Regions from separate parts of the Homo sapiens genome. Here all the other regions are linked to region 1. The links are chromatin contacts, found by Hi-C or POLR2A ChIA-PET in ENCODE. All regions are on one chromosome and are shown on one strand. The core of a region is the stretch at or near the end of the contact, and the rest is flanking DNA. Distances in the headings are between cores, read along the strand shown. Region 1 holds the start of PTAR1 (protein prenyltransferase alpha subunit repeat containing 1). Region 2 holds the start of TJP2 (tight junction protein 2). Region 3 overlaps TRPM3 (transient receptor potential cation channel subfamily M member 3).

Region 1 (4,754 bases), core at 1,373-3,872:
GGTGAGGAACACAGAGATTCAGGGAAGGTCTAATATTTATTGAGTGGCAACTAAGTACCACTGTGTGAGGTGATTTTCCTGTTTTCATCAGCCTCACAAGATCAAGAGGAAACTGAGGCTGAGAGAAGGTACCTATTCACATCATACAGTAACAAAATCCACATCTCACCACTGCATCCTCAACTCCTTCTGGCTAAATATTTCTACATAAACAAAGTCAATGTATTTAATGAAGTAGATGTTGGCCAATAAAATTACAACCGATCTTAAGTTTGGACAAGAAAAACAAAAAAATTTTTGTATAATACTGAAAGTGTAATTAGATACAGTAAAGTTAGATACAAACGTTACAGATAAACAATGCCTTAAAAAAAAAAAAAGAAACACAGCCTCTTTATTTTGGGAGTAAATGGGCTAAATTAAGGGAAGAAAGCGCAGGCAATTTTTAAAAGCCCAAATTATAAGGCACTTACAAAGATGCATAGTAATATTATTGAAAATAGTTTTACTGTGGGGAATATGTATTCAAATATAGCTGATGACTAGTCTTAAACAATGAGTTAAGCTATTTAAATGTTTAAGACCTATATTACAAATCATTACATTATTCCGAATATCCAACTTATCTCAAAGTTTTAAATCTCGAATGACCCAAATCCTTATTACTAATAAATTATACATTGAGGATATATTAATGAGGTTTTACAGTAGAAAAAGGATTAGGGAGGGGCATTAAAGTCCTTTAAGAGTTTCCATAAATGTGATCCACAAGAACTGGGACATGTTCCAAACTGCACTGTGTTAAAAACTGCCAAGCCAATGAACATTCAATCTTGGTTTCTTCAAATATAATGATGCTCTTTTAGTCTACCTCAAAGAAGAGAACATAAGATGATTACGACATTTTGTATTAGATTTCTAATCTCTGCTGTAATTTCTTCTAGAAAAATACCAGTGATGAGAAAATACACTCTTCATTTGTCCAACTTTTTTTTTTTTTGAGGTCGTCTCTTACTTGCACTAAGGCTCCCATTCTCAAAAAGAAATCGAAAGACTGATATACAGCAAGGCATCAAAGCATTCTTTAGAAGGCTCAGCAACCACTATGGATACTGCCAGGAAATCATTCCAAACACTCTCATTTTGAAAAAGGCAGCAGTCATAAGGGGGAGGGAAGTGGATGCTGTCAGAGGTGGCAGGTGTGTTTTGAGGCCAGCAGTGTTTTGTTTTTAATGTGGCACAGTTGCACGTCTCCAATTGTGTGCCACAAGGGAGCAAAACATCCAACGGCTTCTTAACTGTTTTACAATCATCACCTTGGAGGAAAAGAACACTTTGGTAAGATACACGTTTGGCAACTTTTTTAGGCAGAAAAGCTGAACCGGTTAGAATACTTAAAAAAAAAAATCATGAGCTCCAGTCTAAAGAATAAAATAAAAATAAATTAAATAATAATAAAAAATAATAAACTAAAAAAAAAAAAAATAAACTCCAAAAACAACTAGCTAAAATGAAAGTAATGCAGAACTGGATGCCATGTTTCTTTTCTTTGAGGAGGAAGAGGTATGGGAAAGGAGGTACATTGTTGCTTCTTCCCTACACCTTTGTATAATGTAGATCTCTCTCTCTCTCTCAATAGCTTTCTTTTCACTTGTTACATAAAAGCAAAGTGTTACAAAAAGTAGACTCTTGCGGTATCTTCCCACAGTACTTCAAGTAAAATGGAAGAGATACATATGTCAGTTCTGCAGTGTCCCGTTAAAGAGGGCAGCAGTGTTGGGATAAAAATGAGTTAACATGCTCCTTGTAACTATGAATCCGCTTATGCTAAAAAGTATCAAGGTTTCATTTGCTTTATCCCAGACTCCACACTGCGCCCACAGAAGCTTCTCTTGAGAATGTTCTGTTCACCTTTCAAAACACAATGTATTATCGGAGTCACTTTACAATTTTGTGGCAAGTAAGGCTAAAGTCAAAAGCAGCCTCAAACCACCTTTAGTTAGTAAACTGAGGGGTTTGAGGCTCATTAAAAGTAAGAGGATCGGTTACCCCCTCTTGCCAACGTCCGGGATGAATCTCAAGAGTTGTGTTTACAAGGCATACACGGACCCACATCGTTGTGTGCGCCCGAGTACCTTAAACACAGGAAGGATGTCGACCTACGGGGGACGTCTCTGGAGTTTCGTGAACTCCTATGAAAAGGTGGGGAGGGACAGAGAAAGTAGTTCCGTTTTGATTTTTTGAGGTCACTTCTAGGGACTCGACCGCGAGCGCGTCCCGGTAGCGGAAAGCCGGGCCAGCGGCGGCCGACAACGGTCCCGCCCGACACGGCTCTGCCTCCTCCCTAGAAGGGCTCGTGGGCCAGGACCCGCTGTCCGCCCGCCGCCCGAGGTCGGGTGGACGCTTGGCCCCGCCCCCGCCCGCTCCCGACGACCCTCGGAGGCGGCGGAGGCGCGCGACTCACATGTGTGGGTTCCTCCTGAAGGCGTTAGTGATGTCCTTCACAACCCGCTGCACCAGCACCGCCACCTCCTCGCTGGTCTCGGCCATGTTGGCGGCGGCCGCGACAGTTCGGGCGCGCCTCCGCGTGAGCCGGGCCGCCGGCGGGAGTTCCGCGGAGAACGAGCGCGCGCGCGCGCGCGCGGGTGCTTCGGCTAGGCCGCGTCCCCGCCGCCGCGGCCGCCGCCGAGCACTTCCGGGTCAGCCAGTTGGCGGCCTGGGCGTGGCGTTAGCTAGGGTTGGTGGCCTTCCAGTGAGTGGAGAAGTTCGCCTCCGCGCGGGTAACGGACTTTCTAAGCGTCAGAGAAGATGCTGGACATTTGTTTGCAAAGTTCTCTCAGGCCTCCGATTTTCTTATTTTAAGTTTTAGGCGAAACCTCAAGACACACTCCCAGAGAGTCAGACACCTTCCTGAACCCCCCCAGCAAGGTCCCCGGGCATTCCTGAAGGAATGTTCAACTGAGGATGCAGGGCCTCTTAACAGTTAGTCCCGGGCGTTTTTCAGAGCTTGTCTGCTTTATTTTCCCAGCCTGAGAGATGAAGAGGTCCAGAGGCATTGCGGCGGAGCGAGTCCCTATTTGACCGTGTTGGTGACCTCCTTTCTAACTGTGCCAATTTTTGTCTCTGAACTTGAAAGCAGCCTTTTTAAAAAACATTAATTAAAATTCTTAAATTTATTAAAGGAAGAGAAAGGAAAGTGAAGGAAAAGTTATTTGCCATCTGTATGTAGGAAGTAGAAGTGAAATCGTTTTTAGATTTTTCGACTTCATTTTGTACTGCATTTGGTAGCCTTTGCGTCAATTTTGGAATTTAAAAAAAAGGATCAAGGCTCTGACAGGGTTTGTTCATAATAGCAAAAATAAATTTTTGTAGGAAAAACGAGCTTTCTAGTTTATTTAGGATTTTGAAATGCCATAACTAAAATTTTTGTGTATCAGGTTTTCTTTTGCACCTCTGGTAGAAAAATCTGGCTGCCCTTGGTTCAGTTTTATTCTTCCACCCTTGAAATCTGGCCAGGTGCGGTGGCTCACGCCTGTAATCCCAGCACTTTGGGGGGCCAAGGCGGGCGGATCACAAGGTCAGGAGATCGAGACCATCCTGGCTAACACGGTGAAACCCCGTCTCTACTAAAAATACAAAAAAAAAAAAAAAAAAAAAAAAGCCGGGCGTGGTGGCGGGCGCCTGTAATCCCAGCTACTCCCCACTGCACTCCAGCCTGGGCGACAGAGCGAGACTCCGTCTTTAAAAAAAGGCCGGGCGCGGTGGCTCACGCCTGTAATCCCAGCACCTTGGGAGGCCGAGGCGGGTGGATCATGAGGTCAGGAGATCGAGACCATCCTGGCTAACAAGGTGAAACCCCGTCTCTACTAAAAATACAAAAAATTAGCTGGGCGCGGTGGCGGGCGCCTGTAGTCCCAGCTACTCGGGAGGCTGAGGCAGGAGAATGGCGTGAACCCGGGAAGCGGAGCTTGCAGTGAGCCGAGATTGCGCCACTGCAGTCCGCAGTCCGGCCTGGGCGACAGAGCGAGACTCTGTCTCAAAAAAAAAAAAAAAGAAATCTGTATCTTTAAAAAGCTATTAAAAAAATAAACTCATGGTGTGTTTAATGTGAACATATGCGGAGCGTTTGAAGTAGTTTTTATGATTGTAAAAGTAAAAGCTATCTATTGCATGTAAAGTGAATGAGAAATATAAACGAAAAATATAAATTTACTATACTCAGTGGCCAGTATTTCCTGTGGGTATGTTTATAAAGGCTGGAGTTAGCCTTCTGGTTGTAAAAGAAGTGAGATAGGACCGGGCACGGTGGCTTACACCTGTAATCCCAGCACTTTGGGAGGCAGAGGCGGAAGGATCACGAGGTCAGGAGTTCGAGACCATCGTGGCCAAGACAGTGAAACGCCGTCTCTACTAAAAATATAAAATTAGCTGGGCGTGGTGGCACGTGCTTGTAATCCCAGCTACTTGGGAGGCTGAGGCAGGAGAAGCGCTTGAACGCGGAAGTAGGAGGTTGCAGTGAGTGGAGATCGCGCCACTGCCCTCCAGCCTGGCGACAGAGCAAGACTCCATCTAAAAAAAAAAAAAAAGAAGTGAGATAGAAGTTTCACAAAATTGTAGCCAGCAAGGTGGGACAGGATTAAGAATTAGTAAAGTCGGCCGGGCACGGTGTCTCACGCCTGTAATCCCAGCACTTTGGGAGGCCGAGGCGGGTGGATACCTGAGATCAGGAGTTTGAGACCAGCCTGGCCAACAGG
Region 2 (4,838 bases), core at 638-3,137, 590 kb before region 1:
CTGTCCAATAGGGTAGCTATTAGCCACATGTGGCTTCTGAGCCCTTGAAATGAGACAAGTGTGACTGAAGAACTGAATTTGTCATTTCCTCTAATTTTAGTTAATTTACATGTAAATGTAAACACTTACTGGTGGCAAGTGGTCATCTTATTGAACAGTGCCGCTCTAGAGAGAAAAAAGGAAATCAGTCAGTAGATGTAACTGCCACATTCTGGATTATTTTTTAAATGTTAGTGGCTCTAAGCCCACATCATTAAGGTGTGGCCACCTTTCAAGTGCTATCATTTTTATTAGTCAGCACCACCTAATTTGGGAAATATTTTATTTTTTTTTCCTTTTTTTTGATTAAAACAATTTTTAAAAAATAGAGATGGGGTCTCACTATGTTGCCCAGACTGGTCTCAAACTCGTGGGCTCAAGTGATTCTCCTGCCTTGCCTTCCCAAAGTGCTGGGATTACAGGCATGAGCCACCGTGCCTGGCCAGATTTGGGAAACATTTTATAAATAGGTGCTTAGATCAGGAGAGCAATGCCTTACATCAGGAATACAACCAAAATGTCTAAGTCCGGAGACTCGAGGCAAAGTGGGAAACGTTACTCACAGTGCTTTTTATCCAGAGGCGTGGACTTAGTTACTCCAAAGGAGTCCAGAAGCATAACACTTCTGGAGAGGCATCTACTGGACTTGTTTTTCCACGAAACTTCTAGACTTGTTTTGATCAGGCAGGAAGTGAAGCAACTTTTCAGGGAGAGAGCCCAGCATCTGCATCTCCTCTGGGACAGACCACACCTTTTACCTTCTACTTGTGAGCCTAGGACGAGTTTTGCTTTCCAATTAAGGGAAGAGCAGGGCAGGCAAAACTATTCTCTTACAAGATGGTTTTTTAAGATTTCAAACCCAAGGTTATATTTTTAATCGGTACCTGTTTGGATTCTCCAAATTAATTTATATGCTCTTAAAATAAAGACACTTAACGTCACTGCACAATTCTTTGCACATGGAGGACTTCGAAAGGAATAAGCACACTGAATTGCATTAGATGAATCCTGTCAGATAAGCACTTGTGACCTACTGGCAACCTTTTATAAGCTGATGATGGGAGAGGAGTTTCAATCTCTTTATTGGAGTTGTTGGAAATGTGCCAAAGAGATAACCTGGAATATATTGTCCTGAAAAGTCCTGTTTTAATATTTAATACGAACATCTTATAACCCTCGGAATTCGGGTAGGCAGTTGTTGGGCTGAGAAATGTGGGGTACAAGGCCGTGTATGTGTTGGTTAGCCGGGCAGGCCTCTAGACAGGACCTAAAACTTTGAGGTTTTCCCAGTTCGACTCTTCGTAGGAGAACTGAAGCTGCCTGTGTGAGGCCCTGCGAACCTCGCCAAAAAGTCTTCCTACAGGATGCCCCCGCGACCTCACCGGGGAAACACCGCGGACAGTCGGGCCAGCAGCGCCCGGAGCTCACTCCAGGTCTCCAAACTTGCAGCACTTCCCAGAGCGCGCGCGCTCGGAGCGGGACCTGCTTGCTCCAGTGCACGCCGCGGAGCGAACCATCGGGCTGGCGGGGGTGGAGGGGTGCAGGCGTGGGGGCTGCGGGCCGCTCGGGCCTTGGGCTTCTCCTGCCGCCGCCGCCGCCTCCCGCCCCCGGCCAGGAGTCGCGCGTGACGCGGTTCGCCGCAGGAGCCTCGAAGGCGCGGCGCCGGCGAGCCCTTCCCCGGCAGGCGCGTGGGTGGTAGCGGCCAATTTGACAGTTTCCCGGGCCGGGCGGCCAGCGCGGAGGCGCCACGCTCGGGTCGGGGGCGGGCTGACGCCGCCGCCGCCGCGGGAGGAGGGACAAAGGGGTGGGTCCCCGCGGGTCGGCACCCCGGCGGTTGGGCTGCGGGTCAGAGCACTGTCCGGTGGTGCCCAGGAGGAGTAGGAGCAGGAGCAGAAGCAGAAGCGGGGTCCGGAGCTGCGCGCCTACGCGGGACCTGTGTCCGAAATGCCGGTGCGAGGAGACCGCGGGTTTCCACCCCGGCGGGAGCTGTCAGGTTGGCTCCGCGTAAGTGCCTCCTTGTGCCGCGCGGTTGGGAGGAGGGTCGTGAGCGTGAGCGTGGGAGCGCTGGGGGCTCTGCTCGCGTGCTGCTCTGAAGTTGTTCCCCGATGCGCCGTAGGAAGCTGGGATTCTCCCATCCGGACGTGGGACGCAGGGGAGGGGTAGGTTTCACCGTCCGGGCTGATGACTCGTGGCCTCCGGGGCTCCTGGAACCTTTACTCTGAAGTCACTTGGGCTGGAGATTAAGGCGCGAGTAGGGGACACTGTCTTGAACCCGGTGTCCTGGATTTCTGCTGGCTTGGAGGCATCTCGTGTCTGTTGTGTCGCTTGCATGTCTTTGTGTTTTCCTTCTCTATTTCAAACCACACTCGGTATTGATGCAAAGTTACAGGCTTGTGTACGTGAGAGAAACTGAAAACTCATCACAGAGCAGAATCCCTTTTCCCTTTCAATCAGCTGCGTCTGTAATAGAAGTAAAAGTTGTTTTTTTTTTTTTTTTTTTCCAGTAGGGAATGGGGATGGAGGTTTGGAAGGACCCACAAAAGAGGAGTGTGATGAATGCTTTGTATTCTAGTACTAGCCTACCTGTCACCAGTTCTTTTTATGTCTTCATTTGTCAAGTTTCTGCTTTTACACGGTAGTTTAAGTTATAAATAATCAGGGATTTCTACCACAGGGTTTTAACATTCTTGAAATGTGGACAAACTTGGGAGTGAGTGCTCCCGCGCTTAGTAATGGAATACAGCCTCCCACCTCTATTTCAGCTTCAGTTCTTAGGCTAGGCTGCTTTTCTGGCAGCTGTCTGGCCTGAGTAATGATGGTTGTGGTTTCCCTGAAGTTCCCAGCGGAGAGTCATCCCATGATAGAAACTGCCTTGCGCTTCTCACTCACGCTCTCAGCCCGGGGAATCCCAGCGGGGAGGAGGGAGGGAGGTCGTTTTCTTCAGCTCCCCAGGTGGTCTGTGCTGGGTGTGCTGACGGTCCTTTTGGGAAAACAGGTCCACCTTTGCCAGCGTAATTCAGAAAGAGATGTAATTTTCTGAGAGCACACACCTGGGCAGGAGATCGCTTGAAGTGAGAAATTCGTAGTGGTAAATGTATTTGTAGCAAAGTACCACTGCATATCCTGCTTGAGAGGATGAAATTTGATTATTTAGTAAGTTTTCATGAACAACTCCACTTCAGTGTGGGGATTACGCAGATGAGCAAGAGCGTGGCTCTGTCACACAGTCCCGTTGGGAAAGCCTGCAACTCATTAAGAATCCGATGAGTGCCATTTAGAAATGTGGACAGGGTACTGGAGCTTCCTCATTGTGGGGAGATGGCAGAAGCGGAGGTGCTTTACTAAAGCACCGGTGGCTTTTGAGGTGTTTCTTGTGTTTTTTTCAGAACTACTTCTGCAGTGGGGCCACTTTATTTCTTTTCAGAGCTACTTATGCAGATTGATGAAGGGGAACTTTCCCCTCTGAAATGCTGCTGTAACTTTTTCAGTACCATCCAGATATTATAATACTGAATGAGCCCCTACTCCTGCCAGTCACTGTGGGGGATACAAAGATGAACAAGATTCAATTTCTGCATTTAGGGGTCTAGTGGACCTGAAACTGTTAGACTTTACTCTGCAATCTGTGTCGGGATTCCTGAGACTGAGGGAGGGAATGTATGATGCCGATGCACACTCTGCAATACAGAAATTTAGCAAAGAGTGGGATTGGTCCTATATGCATTCCCTTCAGGGGATTCTTGCTGGGAATAAAGGGCATTTGAACAGTTACCTCACCCGAGCAAGCCACTATAGAAAATGGGGCCAGTAATGCGCCCACCTCACCGGGCTGAGTGAGGTCTGAATGAAATGACAGAGAGTACAAGGCATGTGGTGGATGCTACGTAAATGGTGGTAGCTAGTAATAGGAACAAAACGGGTGCTGAAAACTCTTAAGTGTTGGGTCCTGGGTTGATAAGGGAGGTGAGATCTAAAGATACAAGTAGGAGGTGCCAGGTAGGTGTCCAGGAAAAAACTGAAAGAGTTGTTGTTCACACTCTGTTAAAAGGCCTTGAAGGCCATAACGAAGCTTTGGGTGGGGGGAAGTCAGAAATCCCTCATGTATTAAATGACTTGACTTTCCCTACAAAAGAAGCGAACCAGTTTCCCAGTAAACATCCCACCCCATAACTATTTTTGAGGCATTCATAGGCTTAAGACCAATGAATTTTTACATCACCCCCGGGGGAATTGCATTTGCAATGACTTCTGCCTACATTTAACTTTTGATCTAGTTCTTTGTACACTGACAAAAGTTCACAGCCAACCATTTCTCTTCAGGACAAGTGTGAGAACTTTCTGCATACTGCTGAAGGCAAGGGAGATTTTGAGTTTAGCAAGGTTTTCTCTCCTTAAGAAGGTTATCTTTTTACGAGACACAAGTTATTGAAACTAGGCGGGGCCACTTTAGTCCTGTGTACAATAATATGTGTAGTAATATAAATAGTAATTTAAAAAGTCATGCAGACTTGGTTGGGGAGAGGCATGAAGTTTGGGTGTGGTGGGGGCGGGGTGAAGCGGTAGAAGGGTTCGCAATCACTGCTGAAACTTTCAACATATTCTACCAACAATATGAGCCACCAGGGAATTCCTTGCCTCATCTCTAGAACGAATCCCATTAAGCAGTTGTGGCTACAGATGAATTTATCTAGGTTGAGAGCTGATTCCCAATAACATGCCTCATTGATTTGACTCTAAGCAGTAATCAGGGGCCCAACAGTTGTTGGACCAACCAGCCTTGATTTTCCAGAGAAGGTGAT
Region 3 (4,874 bases), core at 323-2,822, 800 kb after region 1:
GAGAGAAAGTGTTAGTTTAAGCATACTATTCTTTTAACACTTCCTTAATGTTTGCTAAATTCCCTTTTTTAGGAAAGACTGAGCTCAAGCATCTGGTAGAATTTCACAACAATGTAGCGTTTTTCATTCTGTTTATTTTGTGGTTATCCTCTATTTATGTCAAATGATACTGATTTTCAACTTGTGACCCTAAATCTTTAAAAATAAATTAAGTTTCTAAAAAATGAGCCAATTTAACAAAAAATATTTAAGAGTAGAACAAAGGTTATAAACTAGTGAATGGGGGTATGTGGTTGACTGAAGTTTGGGAAATGCTGGATTAGATTATCTCTAAACTCCATCTATTCCTGATATTTTGTCACTCCACGATTCCAGGAAAAGGAGCAAAAGACTTGAATTTGCCCCAAACTGAATCATCTATCCCAGGAGCCAACTGTAGGCCACTTGTAGAACCTTAATCTTTTTATTCCTGGTAGAAAAGCAAACTAGCTCCCACTGCATTAAATGGAATTCAGCCCCTACCTGGGGAAAAAAAGGGACCAATGATATAGCCTCCAACTCTTCAGGGCCATCTTGGCTTCTGGTCTATCTGCTATGTGCACACAGTTTCAGCTTTGAGCTATTCAGAACCCACTATTAAGCTCAATGTCTCATTTTTTAATCCAGTAAATTAGCAGGATGTCGCAAATCTAGGTATGTTGTGTGTGTGTTGGGCAGGGGGGAGGTATGGGGGGAAGAGCGTCCTGGGGGAGAAGTGGGGAGAATTCAATTCCCTGTTACTTGGTTCCATGTTCTTCCTATCCTATATATCTAGCTTTACCTGGAAACAAAAATTATTTATTTGAAGAGGGCTTCAAAATTCTAACCTTAGTATTTCATTATTTTGCATCAGGAATTAATATCAGAAATATTTTATGCAAATCTTGCCTTGGAAGAATATATATCTAAACTAGCCTATTGTACACGCCAGTGGGTTTGCTGTCATGATTAGGAGATCGATTGCATTAACAGCCCCAATTTCTCTCCCCTCCCTGGATCCACACTGCTTTGTCATGTGATGTTAGAGTTTCTATCACTAAACAGGTGGGATCTCTTTCTTCACCTCTTGATTCTGAGTTTGGCCATGTGGTTTGCTTTGGTGAATGGAATGTTAGCAAATGTGACCCACACAGAACCTTGGAAAAGCCCTTAATGTTTCTGTTTCCACTTTTTGGCTTCCGCCATTACCATAAGAGACATGCATGAGCTAGCCTGTTGGAGAATGAAACACAGGGAACCTTTGCTTCTAGGTGCTTGTTTTCTGAGCTGAGGCTGTTCTGGAGGAGGTGATAGCCCGCTGACCTCCTGGCAGGTGATTGAGCCCAGCCCAGACCAGAAGAACCATGCAGCCAACTCTCAGTCTTCTGAGCTCAATACGTGCTTATGGCGTTAAGTTCTGAATTCTAGGGTGGTTTTTCCTGTATCATTTTTGTGTTGATAGATACCTGATAAACAAGCTAAATTTCCCTTGCCCTGCTCACAGCTGGAAGAGGTAGCCCTACGTCCTTCAGGCTGACAAAGTCCTTTCCTCATTTCTTCACTTCTCCTTTCACCCAATTCAGGCTACAGATGATTGGAGCAGATTCCACCATTGACCAAGAAGGAGTGAGTTCATTGAATGGCCAGTGACTAATCAGACTCTTTGTGTTTAGAAATAAAACAGAAGTGCAGAGACTTAAGTTAGATGATGGCATGTACTTAAAGAACATATAGAGCCTGACCTCACTGGGTCATGTAAAGCAAGCCATATGAGAGAGGGATGGTGGAGGAAGGGAGAAAGGAAATGGGAGAGAGAGCAAGAGAGAAAGAGAGAAATGATTGATTGATTATTGATTGAGGCAGGAGAGAAGTATAGAGAAAAGCAGATGAGTGTGGTCATGTCTTCTGATTCTGACTTTACAAAACCACTTCTGGTTTTGTTCCCAGTCAGCTCACGCATGTCGTGCTCTGCTTCCTGTCTTTGAATGCCTCTGTGGTTTTCTCTTAGGCACTTACAGTCAGTCTTTATTGAACCTACTCTGTGTAGTTTTGTTTTCTTACAATCAACATTTTTCTCTGGTTGAGAACATAGTCGCTAAGACTTCAGAAGGAATCAGTTTCCTTGCCTAGTAGTTTCATCAGAGAAGGGAGGGGCTGTGAGAAGGGAGAGGGAAGCTCTGGGAAGGGTTAGAAGAATGGAAATAATTGTGTTTAACTCAGTTTTACTCAGGGCTTGCCTCATCATCATCATTACACCTTCCTTTTGATATTTGCATATACGAAATAGGATTAGATAAGTTCTTTCCTTCTTCAAACCAAAACAACAGAAAAATTTCAGAGAAAACATAAAATAAGTTACTCTTTCAGATTTTTGTGTTGCTGTCCACCTACCTATAATTCATCACAACTCCCTGACACGCAACAATACACCTTTCTGAGCAATGAGGGCAGGAGGAGGCACCCCTTCCCCTGTAGGTGAAGGGAGCTGGAGTCCATTCTCATTGCCTTTACTGTGGAAGGTTTTCCCTGTGAGTCCACACTACCTCAGCCTACAGGCCACACACTAAGGAATATGCTTGTTGTTTCTGTTTAAAATGGAATTGTATTACTTTTCAGAAGCCCATGCATATTTAGGGTATTAGAGTATTCAAAGAGGGAAGAGCCAGGGCCCTCTTCAAGAGGGGCCTTCTTAGGAAAAGAACCAGCAACCTCATATCAGGGCTCTCTGTGCCTGGAAGGATCAGTCCAGTGAGCCAGACTGCATGTCTATGTGTAAATGCACATCAGGGGACATGAGGCTACACCACCTCCAAAGAAATAATCTATGGCTCTTGTCGACTCCCATTGCATTGTGCCTGAGGGGTTATATGATATCTACAGAAATGATCAATGTGGCTCCTAATATTCAGGAATGCGTATATAAGCAAATAAGTTCCTGCTGACATTATTTACAAATCCCCTGGTAAGAGACAATGCAAGAAACACATCTGTACTTACAGCTCACGGTTCAGGCTCGAATCTCTCTGATCTGCAGGCACTAATTCCTCTCTGTGCCCTCTGGATCCCAAGCTCTGTTTACTGTTAAAACTTGAGCTTTTCACGCTTCAAGTGATGCTCCTCAAACAACCAAGAATCCAGACAATAGGCAGTCCACATTCCGCTTAGAATCTAAGCAGCTGTTGGCTCTTGTGTTGGGACTATGTGTCCAAATGTATGCTGCATATGAACTGCTAGGAATATGATAAAATAGTTGGGTGACAGCACACCCTTGTATAGTGGGCTAACAACGTTATTCTTTCCCAGAGCAACATTGACACGTCAGTTAAAATACAACAAATAAACATTTTCATCTTGGCAGATTTATCTGTTTTTATTTTTATTTTTTTTTTGAGACAGAGTTTTGCTCTTGTTGCTCAGGCTGGAGTGCAATGGTGTGATCTCAGCTCACTGCAACCTCCAACTCCTGGGTTCAAGTGATTCTCCTGCCTCAGCCTCCCAAGTAGCTGGGATTACAGGCACAAGCTACCATGCCCAACTGATTTTGTATTTTTAGTAGAGACAAGGTTTTGCCATGTTGGTCAGGCTGGTCTCGAACCGCTGACCTCATGTGATCCACCCACCTTGGCCTCCCAAAGTGCTGGGATTACAGGCATGAGCCACTGTGCCCAGCCTAGATTTATCTGTTAAAAAATAATAAACTGAGATACCAATCAAGTGAATTGCGGTGGGGGCGGGGGCGGGCCAAGAGGGAAAGAATAGGCAAGGCACTTTGCTGTTCATCATTTTTTAAATTATATTTTAAATAATCACATTATCCCACATTACTAAATCATTTTGTGAAGTCACTAGACACAAGGCACTAACCTTGGGTAGGTTCAGATTGAGACTTAGATCTGGCATTTTGCCATCTATGTCCTATGGGTAAGTCCTTTGATGTGTCTGAGCCTCAGTGTCCTCATTTCTAAGCCTGACCTAATGATGATAATAGAAATAGTGTTAATAACAGTGATGATGACACATTTCCAGCTTCCCTCATCATTCATTCAACAGGTATTTATGGAGCCCCTATTGTGTACCAGGCACTATTCTAAGTGCTCGGGATGCATCAGTGAGCGAAACATCAAAGATCCCTGCCCCTAGACTATCTATACTGGGAAAGGGATGGTGGTGGTGATAGTGGATGGACAGAAAAGAAACAATAGCATAATAGATAAATAAGCTAAGCAGGCTGTCAGTAGGTGATAAATGCTGTGGGAGAAAGTACAGAATACAGGGTAGGAAGGATCAGGTGTGATGCGGGAAGCCCACGGGTGGTGGTGGTAAGCCACACTAAGAAGGCAAGATTTGAACAAAGACTCCAACCTCAGATGAGGGAGTTGGCTAAGTGGCTCTCTGGGGAAAGGATGCTCTAAGCACCAGGCACTGCTTAGAGCTACATCCTGTGAGCACAAGAAGGTCCCTGGTCTGGAGTAATGCCAGGGAGTAGCTGGAGAAGAGGAAAGAGCACCGAGAGGTGGGAGCAGGGAAAGCAGCATGTGGAGGCTTTGGAAGGACCTCAGAGGATCAAATCAAGCTCCAAGGCAAGGAGATAAACTTATAACAGTAAGGCGTTATTATTTATTGTAATCGTTTATTGGATTTATTAAAGAAACTGAGTAATTGCTCCTCATCCATTCCACCTCTGGCCTGATGGTTTCTTATCTACTAAGTAAACCCTCTCTTCATGATTTCTATTTTCCCCACCAGATCCTCAATGCCCTTACATGAAATAGGGAATGGCCCTGCTGTACCTAGTTGGGGGAGATCTGAAGGCAGCTGAATGTTGGTCCTGTGCAGTCTGCAACAGTGACTCTCAG

Evidence for each region. A loop is a pair of places that touch in the nucleus more often than their neighbours do. ChIA-PET counts read pairs that join two places held with the same protein, here RNA polymerase II (POLR2A). Pooled maps may share reads with other maps.
Region 2: a map of GM12878 shows a loop between it and region 1 (3-fold over the local background). The contact joins the promoter of TJP2 here to the promoter of PTAR1 in region 1. A Hi-C loop is called at or near these places in 2 of 168 maps with a recorded cell type or tissue (GM12878 and gastrocnemius medialis), 5 of 37 single-sample maps with no recorded cell type and 15 of 50 pooled maps. POLR2A ChIA-PET finds 5 or more read pairs at or near these places in 2 of 52 experiments (H1 and activated naive CD4-positive, alpha-beta T cell).
Region 3: a map of A673 shows a loop between it and region 1 (10-fold over the local background). The contact joins the enhancer-like site here to the promoter of PTAR1 in region 1. A Hi-C loop is called at or near these places in 1 of 168 maps with a recorded cell type or tissue (A673), 1 of 37 single-sample maps with no recorded cell type and 9 of 50 pooled maps.

Annotation. Positions count from the first base shown.
Region 1 is chr9:69,757,389-69,762,142 of GRCh38, forward strand. It overlaps PTAR1 (protein prenyltransferase alpha subunit repeat containing 1), which reads right to left and starts at 2,623. Exons shown (of 8, transcript NM_001099666.2): 1 at 2,465-2,623. The coding sequence starts at 2,550. LOC105376076 (a long non-coding RNA gene) reads left to right here and starts at 2,707. Exons shown (of 4, transcript XR_929910.3): 1 at 2,707-3,085. RefSeq lists enhancers at 2,121-2,170, 3,645-4,500 and silencers at 2,311-2,780, 4,685-4,754.
Region 2 is chr9:69,172,390-69,177,227 of GRCh38, forward strand. It overlaps TJP2 (tight junction protein 2), which reads left to right and starts at 1,888. Exons shown (of 23, transcript NM_004817.4): 1 at 1,888-2,043. The coding sequence starts at 1,984. RefSeq lists a silencer at 1,477-1,906 and an enhancer at 2,797-2,986.
Region 3 is chr9:70,561,904-70,566,777 of GRCh38, forward strand. The region is part of intron 22 of TRPM3 (transient receptor potential cation channel subfamily M member 3); the gene reads right to left. Among named protein-coding and RNA genes, the nearest start is that of KLF9, 150 kb to the left of the region's middle. Within about 2 kb of position 1,573, at least 7 of the 41 ENCODE cell types and tissues checked have a DNase peak (open chromatin) inside an H3K27ac peak, as active enhancers do.